Regions from separate parts of the Mus musculus genome. Here region 1 is linked to region 2. Evidence: chromatin contacts called from ENCODE POLR2A ChIA-PET data. All regions are on one chromosome and are shown on one strand. Each heading gives the region's core, a stretch centred on a gene start or an enhancer-like site at or near the end of the contact. The rest is flanking DNA. Distances are from core to core; before and after follow the strand shown. Region 1 holds the start of Ccnl1 (cyclin L1). Region 2 has its middle 55 kb from the start of Gm35039.

What was found. ChIA-PET counts read pairs that join two places held with the same protein, here RNA polymerase II (POLR2A).
Region 1: POLR2A ChIA-PET joins it to region 2 with 26 read pairs in Patski. The contact joins the promoter of Ccnl1 here to the enhancer-like site in region 2. POLR2A ChIA-PET finds 5 or more read pairs at or near these places in 2 of 5 experiments (Patski and embryonic stem cell).

Annotation. Positions count from the first base shown.
Region 1 is chr3:65,956,838-65,963,701 of GRCm38, forward strand. Ccnl1 (cyclin L1) reads right to left here and starts at 1,412. Exons shown (of 11, transcript NM_019937.4): 1 at 971-1,412; 2 at 664-738; 3 at 16-125. The coding sequence starts at 1,291.
Region 2 is chr3:65,870,021-65,876,867 of GRCm38, forward strand. No RefSeq gene overlaps it. Among named protein-coding and RNA genes, the nearest start is that of Gm35039, 55 kb to the right of the region's middle. Within about 2 kb of position 1,276, at least 1 of the 3 ENCODE cell types and tissues checked has a DNase peak (open chromatin) inside an H3K27ac peak, as active enhancers do.

The DNA of each region.
Region 1 (6,864 bases), core at 162-2,661, 87 kb after region 2:
ACAGGCCAATCTTACCTTTTTCCTCTTAACTGGCGGAGGTGGTGGAATACATTAATCACATCTCTTATTCTTCTTGGCGCTTCTTCGATTTTTGACGCAAGATTAATACAGGCCATAGCAACAATCTGAAAGAACCCAGGTAAAAATCCAAGTGAAGTTAAACTAGAAACAGTTTAACAAAGTCTAACAACCCTTATTTTGTTTTGTTTTTAGATAGGGCTTCTCTGTGTAGTCCTGGCTTCCAGGAACTCCATCTGTATGTACATCTGCCTGCCCAAGGATGTGGGTCACCAAGGACCGGCAAAGAACCCTCTTTAGGATACAACGGGCTTTTTAGCGAAATAAAATCGAAGCTGACATTTTTAGACCAGCTCTTACGTTTTATTGCTCAACTGCTCTTAATTTTGGGTCAGAATCAAGCTACCTCTTGCTAGAATTGTGCAATGGCTTGAAAACGTAGTTCTTGGTTAACAGAGCACGTGAACTGGGGATCCATTTTCTAGTTCTTGAAACATTGCTCTACGGGCCCCATTTCCTTCTGGGTGGGAACGAGGTACAAAGGCCTAAGCTAACCACTCCCTTTCTGGAAAAGCTGGTTCCTACCCCCTTCCTCCCCGCTTCCGGATGAAGAAATCCCTTCTTGTCCGCCTCCGCCGCGCTTACCTCGAAACTGTGTTTGACGAACGACTTGGAGTAGAAGAACCGATGGAACAGCACCTGCCCTGTAGCCATCGCCACCTGCAGACGAGAGAGGAGAACGGAAGCGCCGGGGTCAGGCGGGCCCGCACCAGGCGCCGCCGCCATTTTGTGCGGCCGCTCGCTTCCCTTCCCCCGCCCGGGCCGCGCGGCGCCGCCCGCCCCCGCATCCCCACCCTCGCCCGCCCGAGCTCCCGCCGCCGCCGCCGCCCGGCGCAGGCTCCGGAGAAACCTGGCCGCGGCGGAGAGGCCCGCAACCAGCCGGGGTTCTCACCTGCGGCAGCCGGAGGAGGATGCCGGCGGCCTGGATGAGCTCGCAGCCCAAGATGCGCAGATCCGTCTCGCTGGGCAGGTCCAGGCCGTCCTGCATGGACGGGGTAGGCGAGAGCCGCTCCTCCGGGATCAGCGAGTGGTCGATGGTGAGCGACACCTCCGAATACAGGCGGTCGCCGATCAGGATCCCTCCGGTCGTGGTCGTCGTCGTGGTGGTCGTGCCGGAGCTGGAGCCGCCCGCGCTCGGGGCGGCGGACGAGGCGGAGGCGGCAGCGGCGGCGGCGGCGGCAGCGGTCGAGGTCGGGTGAGGCCCGGACGCCATAGTTCCAGCGAGCTCCACGCACGCCCGACGCAGCCGGAACCCAAAGCGAGACTAACCAGCGTCCTCGGCGCGACGGATCTTCCCGTGACCGCCGGCTTCCAGGCCGCCGCACGCAGCGTGCGCTTCCGCCCTGACGTCACCACGCCGACACGCCCTACCCCACCCCACTCCACTCCCCGCGCGCGCCAACGAGTTCCTCCGCGCTTCGGTCGGTGACACCGGGCGGAGGGGTCCGGATGGGCAGGGCGGGGCAGGGTGCTGGCGGCTCAGGGGTGGTAATGGCTTTAGTCACCGGATAACCCGGACTCTGGCCTGGTGAGTCGGCCCCGATACCCCTGCACGGTCTGCGCGTTGGTGACAGTCCGGCGGTCGGCGACACCGGAGTGTAACAAAGTGACTCTGAACCGGGCAGCTTCCCAGTTTGAGCGCCTGGGGTTTCCGGAAAGCTCCGAGCGCGCGTGGGTGTCGGGGTGTAGCCTAGAAAGGCATGCCTAGCCCTGACCTCACTTCGCCGGGTTTACAGTAATCTGGAAAATCCCTAGTTCCAAAAATAGGTTTATGGCGAGGACAGTACACGGGCGATTTCATTGCGCTGGGGAGTCTCGTCTTAAAGAGATGGTTTTTGTCAGAGTGGAGAGAAAGTAACTATCCCTGTGTCAATGAAGAGAAAAACACAGCTCTCATCTTACATGGAGTTTGGAATAACCTAAATCTGTGTTCCGGGACCATGGTCAATCAAAATGGCTCCAGGATAACCCATCATTTATTCCCTTTAAGATGAGAGCTGTGGTTTTTTTGTTTTTTTCGAGACAGTTTCTCTGTATAGTTCTGGCTGTCCTGAAACTCACTTTGTAGACCAGGCTGGCCCTGAACTCAGAAATCCGCCTGTCTTTGTCTCCCGAGTGCTGGGATTAAAGGCGTGCGCCACCACCGCCTGGCTGAGAGCTGTGGTCTTTTTCCATCCATACTAAAAGTCCCAAAAGCTGAGGTCGACCGTGAAACAATTGATCCTTCTGCCTCTGGCCTCCCATGATCTTTTTATTCCAGCTTAATCCTCTGAGATGGCCTTTAGGGAGAAAGAAAAATCTCCTGACTCAGTACAAAGGGTTGGAATTGTTATTTTGTTAAAGCTTACTTTCTTGAAAAGTGTCTTAACCTTGGACCTATAGAGCGCACTGAAAATTTGGATACATCTTAGTCACCAAAGCAAGGTATTTTCACAGCTCATTTTTACAAAGTGTGTTGGGACGGGCACTCTGGAGACAAAGACAGGTGGATCTCTGATTAGAGGGTCAGACTGATTCCAAGCCAGTAAGAGCTATATAATATCTTCAAAATGAAACAAAACCTCTTCCAAACAAAAGCTATATAGAGCAGGAAGTGGTGGCACAAGCCTTTAATCCCAGTACTCAACTAAAGCCTCAAAAACAAAAATTTTATGATTGTGATAGCTTTTTGTCACTGACAGATTACCTAGAAAGTCCACAATGAGGTTTAATTTTGGTTTATGGTCTCTGAGGTTTCAGGCTACAGCCATGTGGCCCTATACCTGTAGGACTGTGTAGGCAGAACTTTATGGTGTGAGACCTTGGTAAAAACAAATCCCTTGCCACCAACAAAGAGAAAGGGGAATATATCCAGGGATCTCCCTCCTCAAGTAGGTTGCCAACTCCTAATTGCTTGTCCAGCTGTGACCTCATCGTCGGATTAACCCATTTATGAGGTATTTGCCTTTGTGATTAAATCACCTCTCAGTGCTACTAACTAAGGACAAGCTCTTCACAGGGTCTGTATGTGGCAGGCATTTCATATCCAAACTTTCTGTGACAGCATAGGAGACACAAGTCCAGGGGACAGGTATGTCGGGACAAAACTTTTCCTAGTGAGACACTACTCACCTCAGATAGGGAACCTACCACAGACCAAAGTATGGATACCATCAGAGTGCAAACTTGGTGAACCAATGAGTTTTATTAGGGTTACTTACAGGAATATGGGTAAGGAGCAGAAATGATTTGGATAGCTGCACCACCAATGTGCAATTCTATGCATATATTAGGGTCGGCACAATTTAGTGAAAACTTTTTTGGTGATAATTAACTCAATTCCATGTGGACAATAAAGTTTAAGGTGTGACTCCATCAAAACTCTTTGTAAAGTACACGTGACATCTTCCATAAAGATGGGTTCTGTAGATTCACTACATGAGACACCTTCCATAATGATCAATTCTGTAAATGACATGCTCATGATACGGGTCTGGAGAAAGATCTGATGTGGTCTTGGCCACACAGCAGAAAAGGTCACCAGGCTATTAGTCACATCTGCTCTCGGCCTTCTGGGTGGATAGAAGGTTATATACCCTTGTTTGAAGGAACAACCCTGTCTTTAACATTACTGGTTCCTACCTGTAAAGGTGGTACACACCTTTAGTCCTGGCACTTGGGAGGCAGAGGCAGGTGGGTCTCTAAGTTTGAGGGTAGTGCCTGTTCTACAGAACAAGTTCCAGGACAGCCAGAGCTACACAGAGAAACCCTGTCTTGAAAAACAAAACATTCTTGGTTCCCCTGTTGCTTATCTGTTGAGCACAGGACTTTTGTTCCTCCCACAGGAAGAGATGGCTGAACATGTTATAAATGCTTGCTCCTCATTATGTCACCAAACTACTGTTACTATTTCTTTTTTCAAAATTGTCCATGACTAATCCAGAAGATGGGAGGTAATGGGCTAGTAACTGGACTCTACGAGGTTTTTGCTCGTTAAGTAACTGTCATATTCTTTCTGTGATATAATCTAAGTTTGGAAAAACCATTACATTATTTGTAAGTTATTATGGAGAAAGTTTTGTTTCCAAATTACTATCCACTTAAAACAGCCACGTTAAAATGTGGAAAGACAAGGCTTGTTTAGAATTACCAAGAATTCAGGGAAGAGTAAAGATACGTGTTATTCATAGAAAAGCATTAGTGGAAATGAATCCAGTCAAGTGAGGCCGTTGGGAGGCAAATGACTATGTTGAATAAGTGAAAATGTGTGTATACGCACGTAATATTCTATTATTATTTATTATTGTGGCCCAGGTTGGCCATGGATTCATTGCAGCCATCTTGCCTTAGCTTCCCAAGTGCTGGTATTACAAACCCAAGCCACCATACCCTGCCTTGCTTATCTTTATAGACAGGGATCCTACTAGTTCAACCTGAGTTCTGTGTGCCTGAAAGGAAACTTAGTGAAAGTAAAGTTACATTTTTACTGCTTTAAGACAGGTGGAATTCAGGTGATACCAGAAAGACTAATGGCTTTCCTGAGGCACTAAAGTATCTTATTCCCTGTGCTTAAATTGTTCTCATGTCATTAGATGCAGCCTTCTGGCAAGTGTGTCTTCTGGTTATCATTTAAACATCAGTTTTTAAGTTCTGAAACCAAAACTAGTATTATTTTTATTTCTTTAGTAATCATTCTTTCACTATTATACTACAGGAATTTAATAACACACCACAAAAATTGAGCCTGAAATTAAGCTCCAGAAGAAGGACTTCTGGGGCTGGAGAGATGGCTCAGCAGTTAAGAGCACTGACTGCTCTTCCAGAGATCCTGAGTTCAATTCCCAGCAACCACATGATGGCTCACAACCATCTATAATGGGATCTTTTGCTCTCTTCTGGGGTGTCTGCAGACAGCTACAGTGTTTAGAACATGCCACATGTTTCAAACCATTCTCTTTTTCAAACTGACCAACTCTAAAGTAGAGGAGTAAGACTCTTCAGAGGCTTTAAAACCCCCATCCCCAAGAAGAGATTTCATTTTCAGAGTGTCATCCTCTTTGCTTTGCAGAGGATTTTTTTTCTCTGTGTGTTTGCTACCTGGGTGTGCCCCTCACCCTCAATAAACACCTTCCTTTAACTGTTGGCTCTGTTTGTGGTGCTTGAGACTTCCTGTTGCTGCTTGATGCCTCCAGGGTTTTCTTGCTTTTAATTCTTTAAACTGGCAGAGAAAACCCAGTCAAGTCCCCTAGACTGTATTATTTCTAGACTGTATGAATATGAAGTAGGAAGTTCCGGGGCCCCATTTATTCCACAGTCTTCTCTTTGTAGTATTCTGTAGCATAGCTGTTGGGTTCCACATTTGCTCTGTTCTGTGTCCTTATAGTAAGTAGTCCATGACCTCCACTCCAACCGGAGGCCTGCTGGAATTGCTTCTTGCCCTCCGAAGGAGGCAACAACTCCAAAAATTAGGGAGAGGTGTTGGGATCTGAGCACAGATAGGCTATGGGGCAGTTTGGGAGGTATATCTATAAAATGATGTGTGTGCTCAAGAGGTAAGGCTCTGGTCTTGATAAGCTGCCAAGCCATTGATTCCACCAAGCTGTTTTTAGAGCTAGATTAGAATTAACACCATTCAGTCCAAGTGTTTGTTTTTGACACAGGAAGCCAAGGGCAACAAGAAAGTTGCAAATGGTAATAGTAAATATTGACAGATTGAAGATAATACGAGCAAGCCAGCTGTTGAGTTTGTCCACTCTTGGTGGCATTTAATGTCAGAAATTAGCCATCTAGTTTGGATTTTGGTCAGTTCATGAGTAAGAACTCAGCTTCAGGGCATGACCACATCAGGAAGTCTGGCCGTGGTGACACTTTGGTTTCAGCCTAGTGAGGTTTGGAGACCTAACCCCTAGACAGTAGGCAAATGGTATCCCTTTGATCTCCTATGAGGTGGCCATTTGTTACTACAGCCCCAGGACACATGATGACCTTCAGCTCTGCAAACAAAGATAAAACTTCACTAGCATCTCTATCCCAAGGGCCCCCTAAAAGGAAAAAAGCCACAGTAATCAAGTTCTTTTATGCTGTTGGATGTGAACCACCAGCCTGAAGCCAGCCATCTCTAAAACAGAAATAAAGGTCAGTTGTCACTTAATTCTGAGTGACACAACCAGTGAGAGTCAGTCACACATGCAGAGAAAAGCAGACTGCGTGAACCCCTGCAGAGTGGAGAAGGGAACTACCACCTGTGTAGCACACCCGGAGCTTAAATGAGGGTAAGTTAGCATCCCTGAGAAATTTAAAACTAGTCAAACTGCGTACAGTGCTAAGAAGCTCTGCTTGTTCCATAGTTACTCACTTGGGTTTAAGGCACTGTCTTATGAAACTGTCAAACATAAGAATTTTAATAGGAAGCTGTTTCATATGAAACAATACTTACTCTTAATATTCCAGCAATACCTGTAAACATTGTCTAAAGCCTGTGATCAGACTTGGGATGTAGATCAATGGTAGAATAAATGCCTAGCAGGAAACTGGGAGCCACTCTATAGATACACATGCCTTGTGATGTTTGTGCCTTGCTCACATCAGCTATGAATCAAGACATTATCTTGAACAAATTAGGTGGAATAGATCTTTGCATTTAGTAAGAATATGTATATACACACATACATGTATACACACATCTTAGTATTTATAAAGTTCACATTTTACATGTATGTAAAATAGCATGTGTTTTTTGGAAATTACTAGTGTTAATGTTTTTAGATATATTTTTATTGCCTTTAATTATGTGTATGTTTTAGCTAG
Region 2 (6,847 bases), core at 26-2,525:
CTCTCCCTCTCACGCACCCTACATATCCCCACCCTAGTCCTTACTCTGATCTAGGAAATCTTAGAAACGACATATTAAGTGAAGATTTTCCAGGGTAACCTTCCTTTCTGGCGAAGTTTTTGGCGTTTGTGACATTTGTATGTATACACCCCCATAATCCTTAGACGAAAAACCGTTAAATGCTCACATAAGCAAGTCTTCAGAAGACGAATCTCTTGTACCTCATTTAACTTTTAAGATTATTCTCAATGTCTCTTTTTCCAGATATTTTAGGATTTAGGAGGAAAATGAAATTAGTTGAAACAAATCAAGGTAAGCTGGGTGATGAGAAATGAATTGATGTCTGCAAAGATTTCCCGTGCTGCTCACAATCTCTCTAGAGTGCCTCTCCTCTAAGGTGTAGGAAGCTCTGCTCCTTATCTGTTGACAGAAAACACAGGCTGGGGTCCATTCTGCCCAGAGCAGCAACATTCCTGGGACCTCATCCTTTTTCATACTTACCATGGGGGTAAAAAGCTCTGTATAAAGATGGAGTAATTGAAATCGCAACAGAACACCCTTAACAATCAAGAGTACCTCTGCTCAGGCTCAGGCTGCACTTCAGCCTGTGTCACCCGGGACTTGTTCCCAGAAGCAGAACTGACCTACAATTTGGGCTTCATACAGGAAGAAAGAGCCCATGTTACCAAGATGCACAAATTCAGAACGTGGATACCTCATTTGTTGTCACTAGGAAAGTTTTCAGTTAGCGTCTTTTCCCTTTCCCAGTTCAACAAATAAAATGCTTCCATTCTGCACTCTCTCTCCTCTCTTGTCACCTGGCCTGTTTCAGACACTGCGAAATAAATAAATAGGTAGATAAAAATAAAAAATAAAAGCAAATAAAAATACAATTAAATTAAATTTTTTAAAGGTTCCCAGATTTTCACATTTACCCCAAGCAGTAAAGAAGGGTCTGCCACCCTACAGGCAACTTTCAGGGGCATAGCGTCAGGTTATCAGAACTACATAGCGACCCCCAGCCTGGATAAATGTCGTTGGTGACCTTAAAAGTATTTATTTTAATCAGCAGTATCAGTTTTGAGAGGAAACTTCTTTCTAGCTTTCTGAGACAGCAGGGTCCGGGCTCCCGTTCCCTTCCCACCCAGGCTGTGCCTCGAGGCCTGGAGAACGTTTGCCTCGGTGATGGGAAGGGAGCACTGGCCTCTCCTGTGCTGCCCTGCACGTCCAGTGGCCCAGCACACAGCTGCGCGGGGGAGGGGAACATGCTCTCTAGCCCGGGAGCAGCTTTCCCAGAGGCCAGACAGAGGCTCTGGCCTTGCAGGGCGCCTCCCTCAAGAGCCTGAGGGTTCTTGGCAGCATGAACCCTATCCCTGCTGGGAGCAATGACTTTCTCAGGCCATGCTGAGGCCAGATGGAAGGCCGTGGGCGACTAGCGCATGCGTGAGGCGAGGGTGGCATTCAGGACAGTGGAGGAGGTCTCCAGGGCCTCAAGGGCAAGGCAGCTAGGGGCCCACTGAGAACAGAGCTTACTGGGTCCTACTGTCCTTCAGGTTTCTTAACAGCATGCTAAGGACATTGCACAGCTGGAGGTCAGCCAGTGTTAAAGGCACAGGTTCTTTAGAGGGTAACAGAATAACTGCCTCTCTTTTACATCTTAGGAAGCTAAGATTTAAAGCTATGGTTTTGTATTCTGCAAGCTAGTATCAGATCCAGATCTTACTGGTATGTCTGTGACTGTCTCCCGGTCACTTATCAGGTCTCTAAAAACCCATGTACTGAAGGCACATGGGTCTGCAAAAGAGAAGTATCCGTACATCAGTGTCTGTAACCACAGCGACTCTGAACTTGGGCACAGAGTAGAAAGGTTTGACCTGATGATTAATCAAACAACGCCAGCTGAATGTCTTTGGTGAAATCTAATTTCCTGTTCGTGAAAAGGAGATTAAAATGGAGCCCAGCCCCTAGAGTCCTGGCATTCCCAGGAGATGAGGTACCCATTGCTTAGCCGAGCGCCTGCTGGTGAAAGGCAATCAAATGTCTGAGCAACCATCTGAGAGGGAGACAAACACAGCAGAGAGATTGGTGCTTCAGTGTGAGGGCGGTTAGGGAAAGAGCCTTGCAGGATCTCCTAGGCAAAGGAGGAAACACCGGCTTCCCTTCCCCCCTCTCCCAGTAACAATGAATTGTTACTCACACCTGGGCACCTCTCAGCAGCATGGACTGCGCTCAGCATGGTGGCTCCAGCTATTTCTCGCTCTGGCTTCCCTGGGTGGGCCAGGCTGAAGATGGAGGAATCGCAGGAAATGGATGCTTGTGTAAAGTGTCACAATGGAGCACATGGAATCATAGATGGTTGAAGATAAAGACCATGGACCTCCTCGTGTAAATGAAAATGGAGTGAGAAGCTTTGAGGGGTAGAGTGATAGCAAGATTCCGACTTGAATTAAGAGGCCTGATGTTTGGCATCCCTGTGGTTCATGCCCCCCACACTCGGGGCAGATACCTTACACACACAGTACAGAGGGCAAAGAAAAAGAGGGAAAATGGTAATGAAAAAAAGGATTCCTTTTTCCTACCTTATGCAACTTCATATTCAGCAATACCATTTACTGTGATCATTAGATTTAAAACAAACAAACAAACAAACAAACAAACATTTAAGGCCAGGCTTGATGGTGCATGCCTTTAATCCCAGCACTCAGGAGGCAGAGGCAGGTGGATGTCTGTGAGTTCAAGGCCAGCCTGGTTTACAAAGCAAGTCCAGGACAGTCAAGGCTCTGATACACAGAGAAGCTGTCACAAACAACCAAACCAAAACAAACGTTTAAATTGATCTGAGAGGAAGACAGCAAGCTCTGATCATGTTTTGATTGTGCCCGTAGAATATCCAGATGCATGTCTCCAAGAAGGGTTAGGATCACAGACACCAAGTATAAGAGTCTTAGAGTTGTCCAATGGGGAATATTCAACAAAAGGTGATCTCCGAAATAGGGGCAGGGCTCAGATGGCCATAAAGTGCAGAGACAGGGGTGGGGCGTGGGGGGAGTGACTCACAGAATCAGGAGAACTGAACCTTCACAGATCTCTGCTTCAATGATCAAATGAGACATTTTGAGGAGGAGACGAAGTAGAATAAAGATCAGGGCAGGAAAACAGCCTCACACATTTCACACGAAAGCCTTCTCCAGGTTGAGGAAGTAGTCGTGAGTGAAAAATGCCAGTGATGAGTGATGTCAAGCAAATGAGTACTGGAAAACGTCCATTCAGTTTAGCAATGGGGAAGTCAGTGCTAAGTTATGCAATTCTAGTTTCATTCATTCTGTGAAGCTCTGAGAGCAGAAACCAAGTCCGAGCTGTGTTAGAAGCAAGGAGCGTTGAGACCAAGCTATGTTAGAAGCGGGGAGAGTTGAGACAGGAGAAATCATAGCAGGTTTCAGTTTGGACAAGGAAGGAAACGTCACAACGGGAAGAAGTGGAGTTTGTTTTCTGTGCGTAGTTGTTTTATTACCATTTTTCTTTACACTGGGAACTGGCAAGTGCTTATAGAGAAGGAGAATAATCCTAATGGAAAAGCAATGACTCATTACAAATGCAGAGTAAGACTTTATCCCTCTCCGTCATTCCAGAACTATGAGAGATGAGCCGAGTGTTGGTCAGGCAGAGAGAAACCCTACTACGGACTTTGCAAGCAATGCTAAGCTCCTGTGTAACCTGGGTTCTGTCCAAATGTAAACCCAAGTCTGAGCTGCATGGCCAGAGGTGATATTTGCCTCAAGGTGACCCTGTAAAAAAAAGGCTTTGAAGCCCCTCAGACCAACGCTACCAGGAAGTCACAGCAAGAGATTAGATAGTCTCTTGTACTCAGAAGGACAAAGAAGAGGGTAAGCCAGCCAGGCAGCATTACCTCAGACTGGAGGTTGGACCACAAACTTGCCACCTTCAGAGTTCCACATCAGAGATGGACCAAGCACCCAAGACAATGAAAAAAAAAAAAAAAAAAAAAACCAGCTGTTGCTGTGGAATAAGCGCACACACAAGGCAGCTACTGGGAGGACCAGGGCAGTCCACGTTCCTTCCTCCCCACCCCATCGTGCTACATCCATCCATACACATCGCTCAAGTAGTAAGAAGAAAATACCTAGCAACTCTTACGAGCTCAGACACTGTTGAATGGTGGTGCCCTACTCTATCTGGCAATAACTATTAGCTGGTGGATGGAGGGAAGCATAAAAGGATGTCCCAAAGGAGAGACAATGGAGGACACTTGTGTACTTCAGGGAAGCACCTGTTTACCAAGGATCCTGGGATACATTCACGAGGCCAGACCTAGGAGTTCATTGTGTAAAGGGAGGAGCAGAGGTAAAAATCAAATAGAATGATAGACCATGTGGTGGTTTGAATATGCTTGGCCTATGGGAAGTGGCACTGTTAGGAGGTGTGGCCTTGTTGCTGTGGGTGTGACCTTGTTGGAGGAAGTGCATCACTGTTGGGTGGCCTTTGAGGTCTTACATTCAAGTTCCATCCTGTGTGGAAGAAAGCCTCCTCCTGGCTACCTGCAGAAATGAGTCGTTTCCTGGCTGCCTTTGAATGAAGATGTAGAACTCTTGGCTCCTCCAGTACCACATATGCCTGCAAGCTACCATGCTTCCCTCCATGATGATAATGGACTGCACCTCAAAAACTATAAGCCAGCCCCAATTAAATGTTTGCCTTTATAACAGTTGCCTTAGTCATGGTGTCTCTTCACAGCAAAGAAACCCTAACTAAGACAGACTTTTTAATGAAGCTATAGCAGAAAAGTCCCCAAATCTACAGAAAGAAGTAGGCATCCAAACATGAGGCCTGTAGAACTCCAAACAAACATGACACAGATACCCAAAATTTTTGTATCAAGGGTGGAAAACAACTACCAAGCAACTGGACAATAGGAACAACCAAGTGTGGCTATCCTTATATTAGACACAACAAACTTCAAACCAAAATTAATTAAAAGATGTAAAAAGGGATGCCAGCTATTAATAAAAAGAATACTTCAACAAGAAGATATAATGGTTATACACGCTTGTGAACCAAACATCAGAGCCCCTAATTTCTAAAAACAACAACAAAGAGACGTAAAAGACCACTTAGGTTCTGATACAATAATAGTAAGAGACTTCAAAACTCCACTCTCACATTTCAATAGGTAGGCCTCTCAAACTAAAGACAGACAAAGAAACTTCAGAACTAAAATATACTAGGACCAAGTGGACTTGACAGAGACATATATAATGTTTCACCCAAGCAGGTAGGGAATATACAGTTTCTCAACATTACATGGAACTTTCTCCAAAATCAATCACATCATAGGACACAAATCAAATCTCAACAAATAGAAAAATGTGAAGGCAATTCTGTGTGTCCTATCAGAACACGGTGGAATGAAACTAGAAGTCAACAATCAGAGACACAAGAGAAAGTACAAACACTCTTACAGAGTAAATATACATTTTTGAAAGAACAATGGGTCACCCAAGAAGTCGGAAGGAATTTAGAAATTTCTAGAGACAAGTGATAATGAAAATACTCCCTATCAGAACCTGTGGTATGCAACCAAGGCAATCCTAATAGGAGCGTTTAAACATAAGTGATCATGCTAGGGCTGGAGAGATGGCTCAGCAGTTAAGAGCCATCTGACTGCTCTTCCAGAGGTCCCAAGTTCAAATCCGAGCAACCACATGGTGGCTCACAACCATCTGATGCCCTCCTCTGGTGTGTCTGAAGACAGCTACAGTGTACTAAATAAATCTTTTTTTAAAAATTAGTGATCATGCTAAAAAAACTTAAATTTATCAAATGAACAACCACCACAAGATGCTGGAGAGCTGGGGGCAGGGAGCAAGGAGTGGGGGGTGGTGCAAAGAGGGGGAAAGGAGGGGGACAAGTAGCCAATCTTCAACACAGTATACAGAAAGAAATAATAAAGACAATGGAAAGTTAATTTAAAAATTAATAAAATCTAGATGAAAAGAGTAACACTGGCAAGGCACTTGAGAGGCAGAGGCAGGCAGATCTCTGTGAGTTCAAGGCCAGCCTGGTCTACCTAGTGCATTTCAGAACAGCCAGGGCTGTACAGAGAAACTCTGTCTCAACACACATAAGAAAAAGAGTAATAGCCAAAATCAAAACAGTTGGTGCTTTGAAAACATCAGTAAGCATTGGCAAACCTTTAGCCAACTTGAACAAAAGGAGGGAGAAGACACAACGGATAAAATGAGAGACCAAAAGGGTGGCGGTACAGCAGACTTCAATGAAATACGGAACATTATTGGAAATTACTATGAAAACTTATATTCTAAAAATATTATATTCTAAAAATACAGGAGAAATAGAAGTACTTCTAAATGCATGCCACCTGTTGAAATTAAACCCAGATGATAAAAAGAACTTAACCAGATGCATTAAAAGCAATGAGAAAAAAGCTATAATCAAATGCTTATTCCTCAAAGAGAAGCCCAGAATCAGACAGCTTCGCTGTTGAATTCCATCAGACTTTCAATTCTCTTTGTTCCACAGAACAGAAAGCAAAAGGACATTACCAAATTCATCCTACAAAGTCAGTACTATTCTAATACCAAAACCAGATGAAGAGTCACACACACAAAAGAAAACTCCAAACCAAGCTCTTTGATGAACTTAGATACAATACTTCTCCACTAAATACTTGCAAACTACACTCAGCAACACATTAAGAGGATTATCGACAGCTTCCACATTGTTGAAGCAAAGAACTCTTATTATTTCTACCTTGCAGTATACTCCAGCTAGATGGCCAACAACCTTCTTGGGAATGCTCCAACCTATT